Regions from separate parts of the Homo sapiens genome. Here region 1 is linked to region 2. Evidence: chromatin contacts called from ENCODE Hi-C or POLR2A ChIA-PET data. All regions are on one chromosome and are shown on one strand. The core of a region is the stretch at or near the end of the contact, and the rest is flanking DNA. Distances in the headings are between cores, read along the strand shown. Region 1 holds the start of IRF2BP2 (interferon regulatory factor 2 binding protein 2). Region 2 holds the start of TSNAX-DT (TSNAX divergent transcript).

Region 1 (5,430 bases), core at 1-2,500, 3.1 Mb after region 2:
CACCAGGGTGGGCGGCACCGCGTGGCCGCGCCGCGGGTTCGGGCTCTGGCGATTCAGCTCGGGCGGCTCCTCTAGCTTGGAGAAGCCGTTGGGCACCAGGATGCCGTTCACGGGCGGCGGCTGCGGCGTCGGCGGCTGGGCCAGGCTCGCTGCCGGGCGGCTGCTGCCGAAGTCAGAGCCGAGGCGCGGGGGCCTCTCGGCCGCGGCCGCCAACGGGTAGCGCTCCAAGGCCTGCGGCGCGCGCGGGGCCGCCTCGGGGCCGCCGTGGCCAAGCTGCTGCTGCTGCTGCAAAAGGATGTCCTTGGCGGAGAGCGGCGGCGGCTTGGCGGCGGCCGAGGCCGCGGCGCCGGGTGGGGAGCGACCCTCCGGGAAGCAGCCGTGCGCCCGCTTGAGCTGCCGCGCCGTCTCGATGACGAACTCGACGCGGTCGGCGCCCTCGTAGTTGACGCAGCCGCGGCAGACGGGTTCGGTGAAGTCCCAGATCATGGCCCAGGGCATGCGGGGCAGGTCACACAGGTAGCACGACTGCCGCCGGGACGCGGCCGCCACCGCCACCGCCGCGGCCATGTCCGAGGAGCCCGCGACGCCGGAGGAGGAGGCGGAGGAGGAGGAGGGGGCGCCGCCGCCGCCCCCCACCGGCACCACGCGCGCCCTCCTCCCCCCCCAACCCCGCGTCTCCCCCACCAGCGGCGGCGGCGGCCGCAAAGGCGGCGGCGGCGGCGGCAAAGCCCGCGAAGGCTCGGCGCCCGCGCAGCGCCCCCGGTGCACGAGGGGCGGCGGGCGCGAGGTGAGGGGCTGCAGCCGCGGCAGCAGTTCCCCCCGGCCGGCCCGGGCACGGGCGGGCGGCGCGGCGCGGCGGGGCGGCGGGCGCGGCGGTGGGGGCTCGGCCGGAGCCGCGGCGGGCCTCCAGACCGGGGCGAAGACGGGCCGCGCGGGCGCGGGGGAGCGCAGCAGGTCGCGGCGGCGGCCGGCACGGAGTGCGGGGCGGGGGGCGGGGAGGCCGGGGGGGCAGGGGGCGGGGGGCGGCCGCCGGGGCAGGCTCAGCCCGAGCGGCGGGGCATGCCGCGCCGGGGTGGCGGCGGCCGGGCGGCGTGGAGCTCGGGCGCGGCGCGGGCCCCGGGTCGCTCCGCCGCTCTCTCACAGCTCCTGGCGTCGCCGCTCTCCAGCGCCAGCGTCAGCGGCCAGCCCGCCTCAGCTCCGCCGCCGCCACCGTCGCTGCTGCTGCTGCCGCCGCGACCGCTCCACTTCTACAGACTTGATTCTTCGACAGTCTCGCACGGCGCCTGCGCGGGCCCCCTCCCCTCGTGCGCGTGCCCGCCCTCCCGCGCGCGCGCTCCCCCTCCCCCCGCGCGCCGAAGGAGCGCTGCCGGGAGAGCCGGCTACGCGGCGCCCGCCCGCCCGCGGGGCAGCGCAGCAGCGCAGCGCCGGTGTTCCCTTCGGAACACCGCGCAAAGTGATCGAGTGCTTTTCCTCCACTTTCCCTCACTTCGCGCCCCACCCGGCTGTCCCGACCACCCTCAGGATGTTTTCCTCTGGTGTGCCTCTGGGCCAAATCGTGCTAAAAATCATTTTTTTTCTTTTATGCAAGGACACTTTGTCACTTGGTTTCCGTCAGTCTCCTGAGAATGGGGAATTTAGGTCTAGCGTGGTTCACAGTTCTGGTTTTTTAGGAGTTATACTTGAAAGCTCAATGTCGGACACATAGCATGAAATCCGTCACTGGTGCTTTGCATTTGTCTTGGAAAGGACATACGCCCCGCCTGTCCCTTTTACTAACTAGGGAGACTGTGAATATTCCCAAGCCCAGCACCACGTGCACACGCCGCCAGCTGGCTCGCGCGTTTTCCACGGAGCCCTCTGGAGGGGAGGGAGCGCGGTTCGGACTAGCCTCTCCCGAACACCAAGTGCCGCTCTTAGCCCCGTCCAGCCCGCCCTGTTCATCGGGGGCCTCGCCGCGCCAGTCGCCCCGGCTGCCTTATGTAGGTATGCGCGGCGGGCGCGTGACGTGGGCGCGGGGCCGTGGGCGGCCGCCGCCGCGAGTGCGCACGCTCCGCGCAGACGTGCCTCGGCGCCGCTGGCACTAGGGCCTCGTGGAACGAATGCACATTCCAGGGATCCGGGGTCTACGGCCAGCGCGGCCGCGTCACAGCGCAGGCTCCACCCCCTTCGGCGAGTCTGGGCGTCGAGGCGCCGCCCCCGGGCCCGAACTTGGACTCGAGGTGGCGGGAGGCGAGGGCGCGAGTGGGGGGGGGGGGGGTCCTGCTCGCCTCCGCGAGGTTCCCGAGGGCCGTGGGGGCGACCGGCTGGCTGGCTGGCCCGCCGTCCCGCAGGGCGGGCCGCCGACGGAGGCGGACTTTTGCCCTATATGCCACCCAGGCCGGGATGAGCCCGGCCTGCAGGTCTGCCACCGTTGGCAGCCTCAGACTCAGCCCAGACTGAATTGAATGTTTGAGTTTCGCACTTTTATCGGGAGGAGGAGCTAGTGTGTGTTATGGTAAATCACTTTGGGCTGGTCGTTAGTCTCCCTAATACACGTAGGCTTAGTCGCTCTTCAATTGGGACTTTTACACTTAAGCTCTTTAAGGGCGGCCTCTGGAGCTGCTTTTGTTGGGAACACAGGCCCACAACTCTCCCTTGAGACTGGAATGAGCTGGTTAAGTGTGGGAAGAACAGGGTACTAATTATATTATCTTTCCTACAACTGGATTGGTAGGTGGAGAGAAAAAAAAAATCATGCTGACGTTTCTCTCTAGTCGTTGCTATTGAAAATACCAGGTTGCTTCAAAGGATTAACCACAAGGAAGAGGAAAAACACCCTTAGAGAAACAGTGGAGGGAGCTGCTTAAAACACATGAAAAAACCTGTTCGAAAATGGCACAGAAAACGTAATGTCAGACCTAAATGTTTTTACAGGCTAACCTTGAATGTCTTTTGGGGATTTCCATAGAAGGTGCGCCTGTTTTAAAGGTCTCTGCATCTGTTCCTGGATCTTGCCCTGCAATTGCAATCCTGCCTCACCCTCTCCAAGCTGGGAGAATGGGGCCTGTCCAGATCCTTCCCGGGAGTAGCTGGTGCCAGCGGGTTTGGTCACTCCCAGGCCCTGCTGTTGCACACCGCTTTCAAGACCTGTCCCTTTGGTCACCCTCCTCAGAGACCCTGTGACACTCATTCCAGTACATGCCTTCACCCACTGCGTCACTGCCCAAAGGGGATGAAGTCCAGTCCTTGTGCTGCAGAGAAATGAACCAACTCATCGCCCCCAAGAGACGGCCCCACTAAGCATTGACTGAAACATACTAAAAGAAAACACAACTCACCATTAGAGTTGTGGCCTAATTATACTCATTTCTCTGCAAGCTGGTACTGTAATGGCCTCAAGGGGAGAGCCTGCCACTCCATCCTAAAATAGAATTAGAGATAGAAATTCTGCCACGATACTAAGATCTTTGCAAAACGGAGCTTTTCTTCTCCAAAGGAAGAGCATTTCCTTCTTATTTTACACTGCCAGTTTCATGTCGAAACTGAGTTGTTGTAACTTCCCTAATGAAATGCCCGATGGAAAATGGAAGGGCTATTTTAGTTCTGGGCTCGATCCGGAATCAAGGGGGTTAAGGCTGGATTCAGGGCAGCAATTCCTTATATTGTATCAGAAGTCTTTCATGCAGCCTGGCCTTTCATGTAGCTCTGAAGCAGCTTTATCGATGTATGCTAAGTAAACATAGCTTTGTTTTTGTCTTCCACCCACCGCTCCCTCCCGGCACAGACTGGAGTTGGATCCCATCCAAAGCGGCTGCTGCAGCAGTTACAGCCGCCTCCTCCACACACAGGAGCAGGGTTTCTAGGGTGAGGCAATGCGTCTGCAATTCGCAGAGACAAGGCAGGAATTGTAATTGTAGTTCATCATGTGATGACTTATGAAAGAGGAAGTTGGTATGTTTTAGTCACGTAGACTCTGCCCTCTTGCTTGAGGCACCAGGTCCTCTCAAAAGAGAATTATGATCATCTTTGCCACCCAGAGTCAAGGTTACCGGGTTGGCTGCAGTGTGCTCCTGCACATTCATATACGGACAGGCAGGCAGATGCTGGGCCAAGTGTCGGCGACGCAGCGGGATGAGGCTGGCTTTTCACCAGAACACTAAAATGTTGCAATTTGTCTTAAGGACTAAAGGAAATATTCTATGGAGAACACTCCTGCTGAGACTAGACAAACCAACAGTCCTTTCCAGCTCTAATTTCTGAGAGTTGTTTTTTTTTTTAAATAAAAATCACAGTGTAGGAGTAAAAGGAAAGCCATTCAGTATGACACTATCAGAAAAGCAGGAATAAGGAAGTGGCTTGGAAGGCAAACCTAAGAGAGCAGTTGTAAGCGATAGCTCAATGGGTAGAACTAATGTGACCTTCCGACACTGAGATTGAAACGGGCTTCTACTGCGTGAACGTTAAACATCTAAAATCTGAATCTGGTTTCCAGAGCTTACTCCAGTCAAGCAGCTATTAACACACGGAAGCCCTGAACTGACAGTCTATAGAGCAGTGTAAAGAAACGGTTCCTACAAGAGTACCTTATTGGAACTTTGCCCCCAGGTTATGCAGCTGCAAGAGGGGTGCAACCCCATTCCCCCAGCAGCTTGTGGGTGCTGTCCAGGAGATAGATGGTATTCCTAGGAACTGCTGAGTTCGTGGCTTTCACCCTCTATCCAGAGGTGGAATCACAGCCTTCATTCTTTAGAGTGCAGTTTCCTTAAATAGCATGATGTTGCAACCATGCTAAAGCTTCTTAAACTCTGATCTTGGCGTATTTGAAGAAGAGAAAAAATGCAGCCACATTTCATCTGGATTTCTGTGGACATCATTGCGGGTTTCTTCAGCTTTGGCAAAAGTGTCGTAAGGTTTGAAGAGCACACGTGATATTCAGGGCTTTTCCAATTTTTTAAATAAGTTATATATATTTGAACACATTTGTTTATATGAATATATCTACACATACTATGGAGCACCATGACATAAATGAACCTTCTGTAATTGATATGAGAGTCTTCCTTCTTAGTAACAGCATTTTATGAGACAATCTTACTGTTTTTCAAATTGCAAATATTCTTTTTTAGAAATACTTTCCCTCTGTTTGACCTCTCTCTATAGCCTACCTCCCCTGTGCACAGAGCATACAGATATTAAAGAGACTTTTGCATGTGGAGGAGATAAACTCTCTGTGGAGGGTCTAAGAATCAAGCCAGATAAAATCACAGGAGCTCTTAATCATCCACATATTGTACACAGAAGCTGTTAGTCGGCAGCCTATATGTCAACGTATGTATAGGTCCCTATTTAGAGCAAAATTTGGGATCTTGATGAAGGTTAAATACTCACTGTGTCAGAATTTAAAGAGCTAAGTGAGAAACAGACAAAATAGACAAAGGAGAGATTGAGGTC
Region 2 (5,417 bases), core at 911-3,410:
CCCGAGGAGGTCGAGGCTGTAGTGAGTGAGCCGTGGACTGCAGCCTGGGTGACAGTGAAACCGTGTCAAAAAAAAAAAAAAAAAAAAGCAACAATAACAAGTAAAAACAACATCAGAGGTAAGATCCTACTAAAAATCTTTACCTTCCTCTCCCTGACTTGGGGTGGTTGTCTTCCTTTAAAAAACAAACAAAAAACTGTTTTGCCAAGTACCAAAACTATGTGTTTGCATCTGAAGCAATAAAACAAGGAGACCAGGTAGGGATGCAGGTTGTTACAGAAGTTGAAATCTATTTCCTGACAAAGGAGTAGCTACAAGTTGGAACACCTGGGGAGGCCTGGGGTAAATGCATATGCAAATAAGTGCTGGGAAAGTGCTCCTGGGATTCACCTCCCTTAAATACTTTCAGAAGTCATTACAGGTTATGAAACTTAGTGTTCTAATCATTACATTTATGGGAAAGAGTGGAAAGCAGTTCAGGTAACATAGCTGTAGTTGAACAGGCTAGGGGAGTGGTGGCTGGAGAAAGAAAAGAAATATAGTTGATCCAGGTTTTGGAAAGTTGAGATCTTGGGATGTGCTACTCCAGGAGAGTTAGGAAAAATACCCTTTTCCTCGACTATGGTACAGTACAGTAAGTATTGACTCTGAAAATGTTCGTAAGTACTGGCTTCCTTGGATCTAGAGGGAGTCACATTAAAATGGCTACATTTGTATCAGAGCTGTCTTTTATTCTTTTTGGCATGGTCAAGTCATTTCTAATCAGAGTAGGGGGAATACTGGTAGATCAGACGTCACTCAAACTCATGAGAATTATCTGTTTAACATCCACAAAGCAAGTAGCCCAACAAGCAAGGTCCCCAGGAGCCTACTTTATCCTCAAGGAATCTGCTTAGTCAATTGACGTATTCACAGGGCTGGAGAGGTATGAGTGGTGGTTACCTTCGTGCCAGAGCAGAACATGCCTTGTAGTTACTGCCATATTCTAGCCAAGTTACTCCATTTACTGTTCCTTTGTTCCTAAATTAACAAGGAGAAAAGACTGTGTGTTCAACACATGACCACAATAGAGAGGTTATTTAGAGAAAGCTTAAAATGTACTTGTGTTTTCTGTACTAGGCCTAGGGCACCCCAGTTATGAAGCCTTGGCCTGAGTTTCTCTCTAGACGGTGCTGAATTGCCATCTAGTTACCTATTCTGACACCAGGAACATGATTCTTCAACAAACATTGACGGAAGCTTACATGGGACCGGATCACAGCGCTGAGAAGCACTGGGGCTAAGGGGCGGCACAAAGTCTAGATATGGTGGCAGCACCTGCTCATAATGAAATGCCCACAGTTTAGTGGAACACAGCTGCTATTACTCACCTGTCTATCATTTTGTTTGGGAGAGCCCTGGTGGGAGAGGAGTATGGTATTTAATATTTAATTGAGCAGTTATATGTGAAAGAGCGTTTTCACGAGACTTAACTCCTTTCATCCTCAAATAACCCTACAAGGCGGGTACTATTCTATCCCTATGTTACAGATAAGGAAACTGAGGCAGAGAAGTTGCGTGCTTCATCAAGGTCACACAACCACTCCGTGGAGGCAAGTTGAACACAGGCTGTCCGGCTTCTGAGAGCCAGTGGAGAGGAGGGAGACGGTGGGAGACGGGCAGGGGGAAAAGGTGGAAGTAGACCCGAAGGGCAGGCTTGATCTTCATAAGAGAAAACAGTACTAACACCATCCACTGATTGACTCGCATATTTCCATCACTTAAAGCTCCTGGCGTCACTGCCAGGAATGGAAAGTTAAAAAACTCCCAGCTCTGTAAGGTTCTGCCTGGATCCTGAAAAAAACCTTCCCACATGCCCCGAGGAAACTCGAGGGCTCGCTTCTTTCTCACATCCCTGGCCCGGGGCACCGGAGGTCCCGCTCCGGCGGAGGAACTACAACCCCCACAGCACCGCGCGCGAAGCTGGGCCCCCCTGAGGGAAGGGTAAGGTGTCCCGAAGGTGCCTTCAGAAAAAAATTACGTACGTTTTTCGTCGCTTTCCCACGATCACACAGATCTCAGGTCCAGGAGGACGCATCGTCTTTTTAGTAACAGTGCATGCTGTGAGGCTTGTAGAGTCGCCTCTCTCTTCAGGCGCAGCAGAGGGCGGCCGCAATAGTACGCTCGCGCGGCGGTGGCGGGTGGTGGTCCTTGGACCACGCGGTGGGCGGAGCCAGCGGCGACGGCCTCCCCTCCCCTCCGGACGCAGGCCGGAAGTACGTGAGAGGAGACTTCCGGCCACTGCGTTGTAGTCGGCCCGGCTGCAAAGCGTTTTTCTGCAGGCTGTTTTCCCAGGTTCCCTCGGCCTGTACCTCGCGCACTCCTCTTGCTCCAGGTCCTTCAGTCTCCGCTCGTCTCACCGTAGGCTGTGACGACATGAGCAACAAAGAAGGTGGCGTCCTTAACAACACGGGGCGTTATTTATCCGGAGGGGGAGGTTCTCCAGTCTTTCTATGCAGTTTTCCCCTTTTCACCCTTGAAGGATGCCTTCGTCCCTTGTAGACTCGGGGGCGGCCCCTCTGTTTCTCTCCCCGGCCAGATCGGCCCTGTTTACACCTCCTTTTTTCTTAAATTTTTGAGGTGTGATTTTATCCTAGTTCAGTAATTGCTGTAATGCCAGATCATAGCACCAGTTGGTGGAAACTTGGATGATTTGCTTGGAAAGGCCTGGGCAGCGTCTCTGTCAGTCTGCGGAGAAAGCCTCTAAGGCGAGGGCCCTGTGGGTATCTGGTTTTAAAGCAAGGAGTAGGTTTGTCTATGTTGTGTTTTGCAAACTCTTGGTGATGGAAGATCCCTCTCTTTTTTTCTTCTCTATATAAGGATCAGGAGGGTTCAGGAAAAGGAAGCATGACAATTTCCCACATAACCAAAGAAGAGAAGGGAAGGATGTTAATTCATCTTCACCCGTGATGTTGGCCTTTAAATGTAAGTTCTCTGCAATGTAAGTTGAAGAAGGGGAGAGAACAAAATTATTTAGCCATGGTTATGCGCAAGAAAACAGTCCCTAAGAATTTAATGTGAAACTTTAGCTGGAGGTTTTGTGATGGCGCTAGATGTACCCTAAAAGTCTGGATTACAAAGGCCTTCACTTTTATGTCCCATTAAGAGAAATATTAGTAATCAGGTAAACATGACTTAAACACAAGAAACAGTAAACATTAATTAATATTTGACATGTCACATACTCAAGAATTGTGTACCTGATAATATTTACTCATCTGTTATATGCTAAAATATATTTTCATTTAGTGTGTATTTGTTTCCTCTACTAGACTTGAAGACAGGGACGGTATCTTTGTTTTAACTGTAACACTTAGCACAGAGTGGGAGCTTGTATCTATTAGTGAATCTCGCATATCTATATACACATATTTTCACAGTCCCCTTTTCTCAGCATATTAACTTGGACAAGTTATTCCTCAATTCAAAACAAACACAAAACAAAATCCTCTTCCTTTTGTCCCTGTCTATCCACTATCCTGTACCTTACGTTTCTGTGATTAAGGAATCTGGGAAGGGCTTAGCTGGTTGATTCCTATTTGCAATCACCTGAAGCCTTGATTGGGGCTGAAGGATCTACAGCTGTTGATAGTTTAGGCCTTTTGCCTGCAACCAGCTCTCTGTTCCTGTCCACATGAACTTCTTGTGCTGCTTGGATGTCCTTTGGTGTGGCATCTGGCCTCCTTCAGAGAGAGAGAGTGCAAGAGAGCAAGGAGGAAACCACAATCTCTATGTCCTAATCTCAGACATCAGACACTGTCATTTTTGTCACATTGTGTTTGTTAGAAGGGAGGCAGTTTTAAAAACTGTCTCACATTGAAGAGGAAGGAAGTTATGTCCCACCCTTTGGAGGGAGGAGTCTCAGGTTATTTGTGGATATATTTGAAAACCACCACAGTATCTACTGTGATCGTCAGAAGTTTAAGACAGCTGGCCGTAATTGAATAAAGAGCGTACTGATACAGAAGGTGGAGTTGCGGCTGGGTGTGGTGGCTCACGCCTGTAATCCCAGCACTTTGGGAGGCCGAGGCGGGGGGATCACGAGGCCATGAGTTTGAGACCAGCCTGGCCAACATGGTGAAACCCTGACTCTAATAAAGTACACGGTGAAACCCCGTCTCTACTAAAAATACAAAAAATTAGCCGGGCGTCAGTAGTCCCCACTACTTGGGAGGCTGAGGCAGGAGAATGGCGTGAACCCAGGAGGCGGAGCTTGCAGTGAGCCGAGATCGTGCCACTGCACTCCAGCCTGGGCAACAGAGCGAGGCTCCGTCTCAAAAAAAAAAAAAAAAAAGTACGAAAAATTAGTTGGTCGTAGTGGGAGGTGCCTGTAATCCCAGCTACTCGGGAGGCTGAGGCAGGAGAATCGCTTGAACCCGGAACGCGGAGGTTGCAGTGAGCCGAGATCGCGCCTTTGCACTCCAGCCCCGGCGACAGAATGAGACTCCATCTCAAAAAAAAGAAAAGGTGGAGTTGCTTCTAAGGTGGTGTCCTCATTACCCGTCTGCTGAACTACAGTTTTTTGGTTTTTTTTTTTTTTTGAGACAGAGTCTCTGTCACACAGGCTGAGATAATAATTAGGCACGATCTTGGCTCACTGCAAAACCTCTGCCTCCTGGGCTCAAGCCATTTTCCTACCTCAGCCTCCTGAGTAGCTGGGACTACAGGCGTGTGTCACCATGCCTAATTTTTTTAAATTTTTTTGTAGAGACAGGGTTTCGCCATGTTGCTGGAGGCTGGTCTTGATCTCCGAGCTCAAGCAGTCTGCCCGTCTCGGCCTCTCAGAGTGCTGGGATTACAGGCGTGAGCCACTGCGCCTGGCCTGAACTACAATTTTCTTTAAGACCTAGCTCAAGTAGCCTCTTTCCTGTGAATGCGTTCTGATTTTTCTCTCAAGCCGACTTGGTGACCAACATGAAATATTTATTGAGTATCTGCTATGTTCTCGCATGTATTAGTAGTGAACAAGAAACGTGGTTTCTGCTTTCATAAGTTTTTTACATATATTTGTTATAGCATGATTACATTTTATTTGTTTACATCTCTGTCCCTCATACAGGACTGAGCTCCTTGAGGATAGGAATTGTTCCTTATCTAACTTTGTGTTCATAGTGTCTGACTTACAGTGGTCATTAATATAGCCATAATAAATAATGAATACATATTGATTATCTTAACCCTGGCCTAGTTATTATCTCAGTAATAAAAGACTAGATATATTTAGATCCATGTCAGCTACTAATTTAGTTAATAGTTTAAGTTCTTGTTTTTTCAGTTCGTGCAATATACATGATTGGGTGTTTCCTATAGGCCAGGCAGCTTGCGGGGCTGTGGAGTGAAAAGACTTGGGAAATAAAGGCGTTATTAAGAGAGTTAAG

What was found. A loop is a pair of places that touch in the nucleus more often than their neighbours do. ChIA-PET counts read pairs that join two places held with the same protein, here RNA polymerase II (POLR2A). Pooled maps may share reads with other maps.
Region 1: a loop to region 2 is called in a pooled map, with 21 times the contacts of the local background. The contact joins the promoter of IRF2BP2 here to the promoter of TSNAX-DT in region 2. A Hi-C loop is called at or near these places in 7 of 50 pooled maps. POLR2A ChIA-PET finds 5 or more read pairs at or near these places in 2 of 52 experiments (HepG2 and activated T-cell).

The regions. Positions count from the first base shown.
Region 1 is chr1:234,608,928-234,614,357 of GRCh38, forward strand. IRF2BP2 (interferon regulatory factor 2 binding protein 2) reads right to left here and starts at 1,251. Exons shown (of 2, transcript NM_182972.3): 1 at 1-1,251. The coding sequence starts at 567. RefSeq lists silencers at 66-345, 586-665, 1,046-1,145, 1,206-1,395, 1,876-2,475 and enhancers at 726-1,423, 1,526-1,625, 3,776-3,835, 4,116-4,165.
Region 2 is chr1:231,526,396-231,531,812 of GRCh38, forward strand. It overlaps TSNAX-DT (TSNAX divergent transcript), which reads right to left and starts at 2,161. Exons shown (of 3, transcript NR_173106.1): 1 at 2,025-2,161; 2 at 943-1,020. It overlaps TSNAX (translin associated factor X), which reads left to right and starts at 2,274. Exons shown (of 6, transcript NM_005999.3): 1 at 2,274-2,431; 2 at 2,860-2,964. The coding sequence starts at 2,416. It overlaps TSNAX-DISC1 (TSNAX-DISC1 readthrough (NMD candidate)), which reads left to right and starts at 2,258. Exons shown (of 16, transcript NR_028393.1): 1 at 2,258-2,431; 2 at 2,860-2,964. RefSeq lists enhancers at 1,541-2,362, 1,831-3,030.